Regions from separate parts of the Homo sapiens genome. Here region 1 is linked to region 2. Evidence: read pairs that join two places in POLR2A ChIA-PET (ENCODE). Cell type or tissue: PC-9. All regions are shown on one strand. Links, peaks and the distances in the headings refer to the core of each region. The heading gives the core; the rest is flanking DNA.

Region 1 (2,918 bases), core at 257-2,756, 170 kb before region 2:
CTACAAAAGTCAAGGAAAGATTGAGGAACTGCACCTGACAGGACATTACTGGGACAACTAGCAAAATTTGAATAGGGTCTGAGAATTAGATGGTAGTTATGTACATTGCTGATGAGATTAATGATTATGAGAGAAGATTATATTCATCATGATACAATAGCCCCATAGTGTAAGAATAAGGAAAGGTCTTGTCTTGAATGTAAACCTGATTTAAAAAAAAAAAAAGTAATGCTATTGCCTAAATTCAGATCCTTTGCATCTCTTGTCTACGATATTGTAACAGCAAAAACTAGCAATCAAAGGGAAACGTCTGGAAAACCAGAAAAGAAGATGAGAAATTGACCTACGATGCTACCTCACATTCCTCATGTAAATTCAAAATGTTAATCAAGACTCTGTGAGACTTTCAAAAAAAATGTTTTCATGAGAAATTGTTAAGAAAAATTACCTCGAATTTGGAAATAAAGTAAAAAACAATCAGCATACTGGGGCATATTTTCTTATTCTTTCTTTGTCTTTTTCATATGGATTAATTAAAAAACCTTGTCTTTGAGCTCTGAAGTTCTTTCTTCTGCTTGTCAATTCTATTGCTGAGACTTTCCAGAACATTTTGCATTTCTACAATTTTTGCATCCATTGTTTCCTGAAGTTTTGATTGTTTTGTATTTATGCTATTTCACTGACGATTTCTCCCCTCATTTCTTGTATCATTTTTTATTTCCTTAAATTGGACTTTGCTTTTCTCTGGTGCCTCCTTGATTTTAGCTTAATAACTGACCTTCTGATTTCTTTTTCAGGTAAATCAGGGATTTCTTCTTGGTTTGGATCCATTGCTGGTGAGCTAGTGTGATTTTTTTGTGGGTGTTAAAGAACCTTGTTTTATCATATTACCAGAATTGTTTTTCTGGTTCCTTCTCAGTTAGGTAGGCTGTGTCAGAGGGAAGGTCTAGGGCTCAAGGCTGCTGTTCAAATTCTTTTGTCCCATGGGGTGTTCCCTTGATGAAGTACTCTCTCCCTTTTCCTAGGGATGTGGCTTCCTGAGAGCTGAGCTGTTGTGATTGTTATTTCTCTTCTGGATCTAGCCACCCAGCAGGTCTACCAAGCTCTGGGCTGGTACTGGGGATTGTCTGCACCGGGTTCTGTGATGTGAACAGTCTGCAGGTGTCTCAGCCATGGATATCAGCACCTGCTCTGGAGGAGGTGGCAGGGGGGTGAAATGGACTCTGTGAGGGTCCTTAGTTTTGGTTGTTTAATGCACTATTTTTGTGCTGATTGGCCTCCTGCCAGGAGGTGGCACTTTGAAGAGAGCATCAGCTGTGGTAGTATAGGGAGGATCAGCTGGTGGGCAGAGCCCTAGAACTCAGGAGAGTATATGCCCTTTGTCTTCAGCCACCAGGGTGGGTAGGGAAGGAGACCATCAGGTTGGGTCAGGGTTAGGCCTGTCTAAGCTCAGGCTCTCCTTGGGTGGGTCTTGCTGCGGCTTCTGTGGGGAATGGGGATGTGGTTCCCAGGTCAATGGAGTTATGTTCCCAGTAGGATTAAGGCTGCCTCTGCTGTGTCATGCAGTTAGTCAAGGAAGTGGGAGAAAGCTGGCAGTCACAGGCCTTACCCACCTCCCAAGCAACCCAAAAGGCTGGTCTCACTCCCACTGTGCACCCCCCCAACAGCACCAAGTGAATTTCCAGGCAGTGGGAGAGCAGGGCTGAGAGCTTGCCCCAGGCTACCAGCCTCCCACTGTGAAAGCCAGCTGGGTTTTTGTTCCTTTCAGCCTGTGAAGTCTGCATTCCAGATTCATGACCTCCACCGGGTTCTGGCCAGGAGACTTCACATTCAGTTGGAATTGTTACAAAGTTCAGCTAGAGGTTTCCTTCTCCCTGTGGTCTTTTCTCTGGCAGCCCTCCTCAAGGACCCCTGTGAGACAAGGCAGAAATGGGTACCCAGGGGACCCAGAGAGCCCACAGGGCTTTTCCTGCTGCTTCCTTTACCCCTGTATTTTGCTCTGCTCTCTAAATTGACTCAGCTCCAGGTAAGGTCAGAATATTCTCCTGTGATCCAGACCTTCAGGTTCCCCAGTGAGGGTATGTGTTCAGGGGTGGACAGTTCTCTTTTCCCACTACCACAGCTTGGGCATTCACAGTATTTGGGTTGTCTCCAGTGTCCTACAGGAGTCATCCGCTTTCTTCAGAGAGTCTGTGGGTTTTCTCAGCTTTCCTGGTTTATTCCTGCAGTAGTTCTGGAGCAAAAGGTTACAGTGCGAGTCTCCACATACTGCTCTGTCTGTCTGCGTGGTAGTTGCAATCTAGTCCCGCCTCCCGTCCACCATGATCCTCTATGCTGTCCAGCAACCTAATTCTAACATTACTTTTTCAGTGCCTATACCTGGTTTGAGAGACATTGAGTTAATATTAATGAGTTAATAAACATTCGACACATTTTCATTCTATATTTGTATGAGTCACATTTTTAACTTTTTGAAAATTATACTTTGACAATTTTTCCCATTAAAACGTGGAATAGTGGGGAAGCAAGAATTTAGGCCAAGAAGGTAGTCGAAGATGACCAGAAAAGGCCCAGGAACCAAGGCCAATAAAACAGTCTCCCTATTGATACTCTTTCTCTCTCATGGATGGTTTATTCTAACTACAGCAGACAAAGTGATCCTTTCAAAACCTAAGTTGGGTTATGTCAGTTTTTTTGTTTTGACCCCACCAGTGGCTACAGATATCACCCAAAGTTAAAGCAAAGCTCTTGTTATGCCCTAGAAGAATCTGGGATCTGCTGCTTTTATCAGCATTCTCTTTTCCCCAACCTGCTTTATTTTTTTTCCATAGCACTTAGCACCATACGGAATCCTATACACTTGTTTATTTCTGTCTCCCCGCACTGGAATTTAAGTTCCTTGAGAGCAAAGACTGTGT
Region 2 (2,918 bases), core at 124-2,623:
AACAACGTTTAAGTCTCCCTATGTTTCCCAGGCTGGTCTTGAACACCTGGGCTCAAGTGATCTTCCCACCTCTGCCTCCCAAAGGGCTAAAATTATAGGCATGAGCCACCACGCCCAGCCTATCATTTGTTTTAACTGGAAATAAGAGTAATTACAGTTTGTAAGAAAATGCAGTAGAATAAACTATATCAGAGAAAACACAGAGTGAAAGTGCCTACCATACCGCCTGAACATCGATGCTTAAAACAAATTATAGCCGGGTGTGGTGGCTCATGCCTGTAATCCCAGCACTTTGGGAGGCAGAGGCAGGAGGATTGCTTGAGCTCAGGAGTTCAAAACCAGCCTGGGCAACACAGCAAGACCCTGTCACTATTTATTAAAAAATAAAAATTAAAATAACAATTTTAAAACCAAATTATACATTATATATAAAATTATAAATAAAAATCGAGAAAAATGTTTGTGTCAGAGAGTAACAAGGAATCACTCCAGTATTATTACTGTGTGATTCTGGCATGTCATTGATGTCAGATGCTGGCAGTGAAGCACAAAAGAGACAGGTGCTCCCCCTAGCTAGACTACTGGCTCACTTTCTGCCCACACACACTCCTGGCCCCTCAGGGCAGACCTGGGTTCCCACTACAGATTATGCATATTTTATGAATTTACCTCTCCCCACTCTCCTTACCACCAGTTTGGAAGCTTCCAAAGGCTAGGCATATCTTATTCATCTTTTAAACAAGCATCTAGCAATGTCTGGAATATAACAGACAGTTCATAAATGTTCATTTATTGGACAGTTCTGGGGAAAACTTATCAGAGAAATCTAGCCCTGTTTCAGGCTGCTGTGAACTTACTGAATGCAGTAACATGTGTTATTAAACTTAGCATTGCAAGTACTCAATAAATCAACTGACCCACAGGAGCTACTCAAGTTAAAGTTAACAACTCTAAAAAAGAAATTTAGTTAGAAAAAAACAATTGATCGGATGTTTTGAGGGAAGAAAACTGAACAAATATCAATTATAGATAAGAATCATGCTGAGGTCTAAACAAAAACGCTCTAAAACTGCAATTTATCCCAACTTAAGCATATCAACATAATCTGGCCTTCTAAACTAAGACAAAAATTCTATCAATTCACTATGTTGTCCCATTTAGAGCTGGTATCACAGTTTCTCAATTTTCAACTTAATTCCTTCCTTTCTTTTTTTTTTGAGACGGGGTCTCACTCTGTCACCCAGGCTGGAGTGCAGTGGTACCATTATAGCTCACTGCAGCCTTAACCTCCTTGGCTCAAATGATTCTCCCACCTCAACCTCCTGAGTAGCTGGGACTACAGGTATGCATCACCACACCCAGCTTTTAGACAAGAGAGACAGAGTTTGTAGAAAGGACTTACCTATGTTAATAGTTCAACCAATACCAACTTAAATATTATTAAAAATTATTTATACAACTGCACATTGCCATATTACATAGGGGGTTAACATGTAAGAATACAAAACATTAAGACAGGTGTAATGGCTCACATCTGTAGTACCAGCTACTCAGAAGACTGAGGCAGATAAGAGGATCACTTGAGCTCACGAGCTCAAGACCAACCTGGGCAATGTAGTGAGATTCTGTCTCTTAAAACACATACACACACAAAACCCCACAAATCATTAAATGATGATACTGTATGAGAAATTAATTAATTATACAAAAATTAGCTGGGCATGGTGGCACGTGCCTGTAATCCCAGCTACTTGGTAGGCTGAAGCAGGAGAATTGCTTGAACCTGGGAAGTGGAGGTTGCAGTGAGCCGAGATCGCACCACTGCACTCCAGCCTGGCAACAGAGCGAGACTCTGTCTCAAAAAAAGAAAAAAATAATAAATTAATTAATTCTGGCTAGAAAATATCTAAACCATGATCCTGGCTAGAACAGATTGCAGTCAATTTTGTTTGGCATCATCTTCAGTGTTGGCACTGGTTTGCTGACCGACCCTGAACCACCATGAACCTGCTGCCCACTAGTTTATCAGCACCAACTTTCTTTCCTTTATGTGGGTATTCAAAGGAGTTTACATAAAAGGTTTCGAGTGAGAAAATAAACTTCAAAAGTTGAAAAACCTTGTGCCTGGCCTTAATATTATCAGTGGGATGACAACACAAAGTTACAATTTCTATGTAAAACTGGGCCTCTAGGAGGAAAGAATGGTATCTAATATTTCATTCACCACCCAACAATAGGGTTATGCATTAAGATCTTATTATTTGATGAATGTGCAGTGTTATATTTAATGACTATTTCCTCAGTCGTTTACTACTGGCTTCCTAAATGAATGCTTTTTCCATAGCCTCATGATATTTTTTAGGGTTTGAGACAGGGTTCCATTCTGTCACACAGGCTGGAGTGCAGTGGTGTGATCTTGGCTCACTGTAACCTCCGCCCCCAGGGTTCAAGTGATGCTCCCACCTCAGGTTCCTGAGTAGCTGGGACTAGAGGGGCACGCCACCACAGCTGGCTAATTTTTGTATTTCTAGTAGAGACAGGGTTTTGCCATGTTGGTCAGGCTGGTCTTGAACTCCTGACCTCAAGTGATCCACCCACCTCAGACTCCCAAAGTGCTGGAATTACAGGAGTGAGCCACCATGCCCGGCCTCATGTTTTGATAATAGATTCTCCAAGTGCCTTTTGATTTCCATTATTTCAATGTTACATGAGCAAACTCTAGACATAAAATTGGCAAACCTTTTCTTAAAGGGCAAGATAGTAAACATACTGTTTCAACTACTCAGTTCTGCCCTTATAGAGTAAAAGTGGTCTTAGATAATATGGGAAGAAATGGGTATGCTGTGTTCCAATAAAACTTTATTTATAAAAAAAGGTAAGCCCATAATTTGCCAACCCTTGCTCTATTTAAACTCCTC

Evidence for each region. Peaks named below come from ENCODE experiments on the same cell type or tissue, not always from the same donor. Only the 100,000 strongest peaks of a DNase experiment are listed, where the experiment ranks them.
Region 1: POLR2A ChIA-PET joins it to region 2 with 5 read pairs; 2 of 35 experiments call an interaction of 5 or more read pairs at or near these places.

The regions. Positions count from the first base shown.
Region 1 is chr6:108,078,850-108,081,767 of GRCh38, forward strand. No RefSeq gene overlaps it. Among named protein-coding and RNA genes, the nearest start is that of OSTM1, 5.6 kb to the left of the region's middle. RefSeq lists an enhancer at 978-1,647. In PC-9, for the core only: no CTCF peak of the experiment used is centred there; a DNase peak (open chromatin) is centred at 1,672; H3K27ac peaks cover 2,169 bases.
Region 2 is chr6:108,247,562-108,250,479 of GRCh38, forward strand. All of the region lies in intron 1 of SNX3 (sorting nexin 3), which reads right to left. Among named protein-coding and RNA genes, the nearest start is that of SNX3, 12 kb to the right of the region's middle. In PC-9, for the core only: no CTCF peak of the experiment used is centred there; no DNase peak of the experiment used is centred there.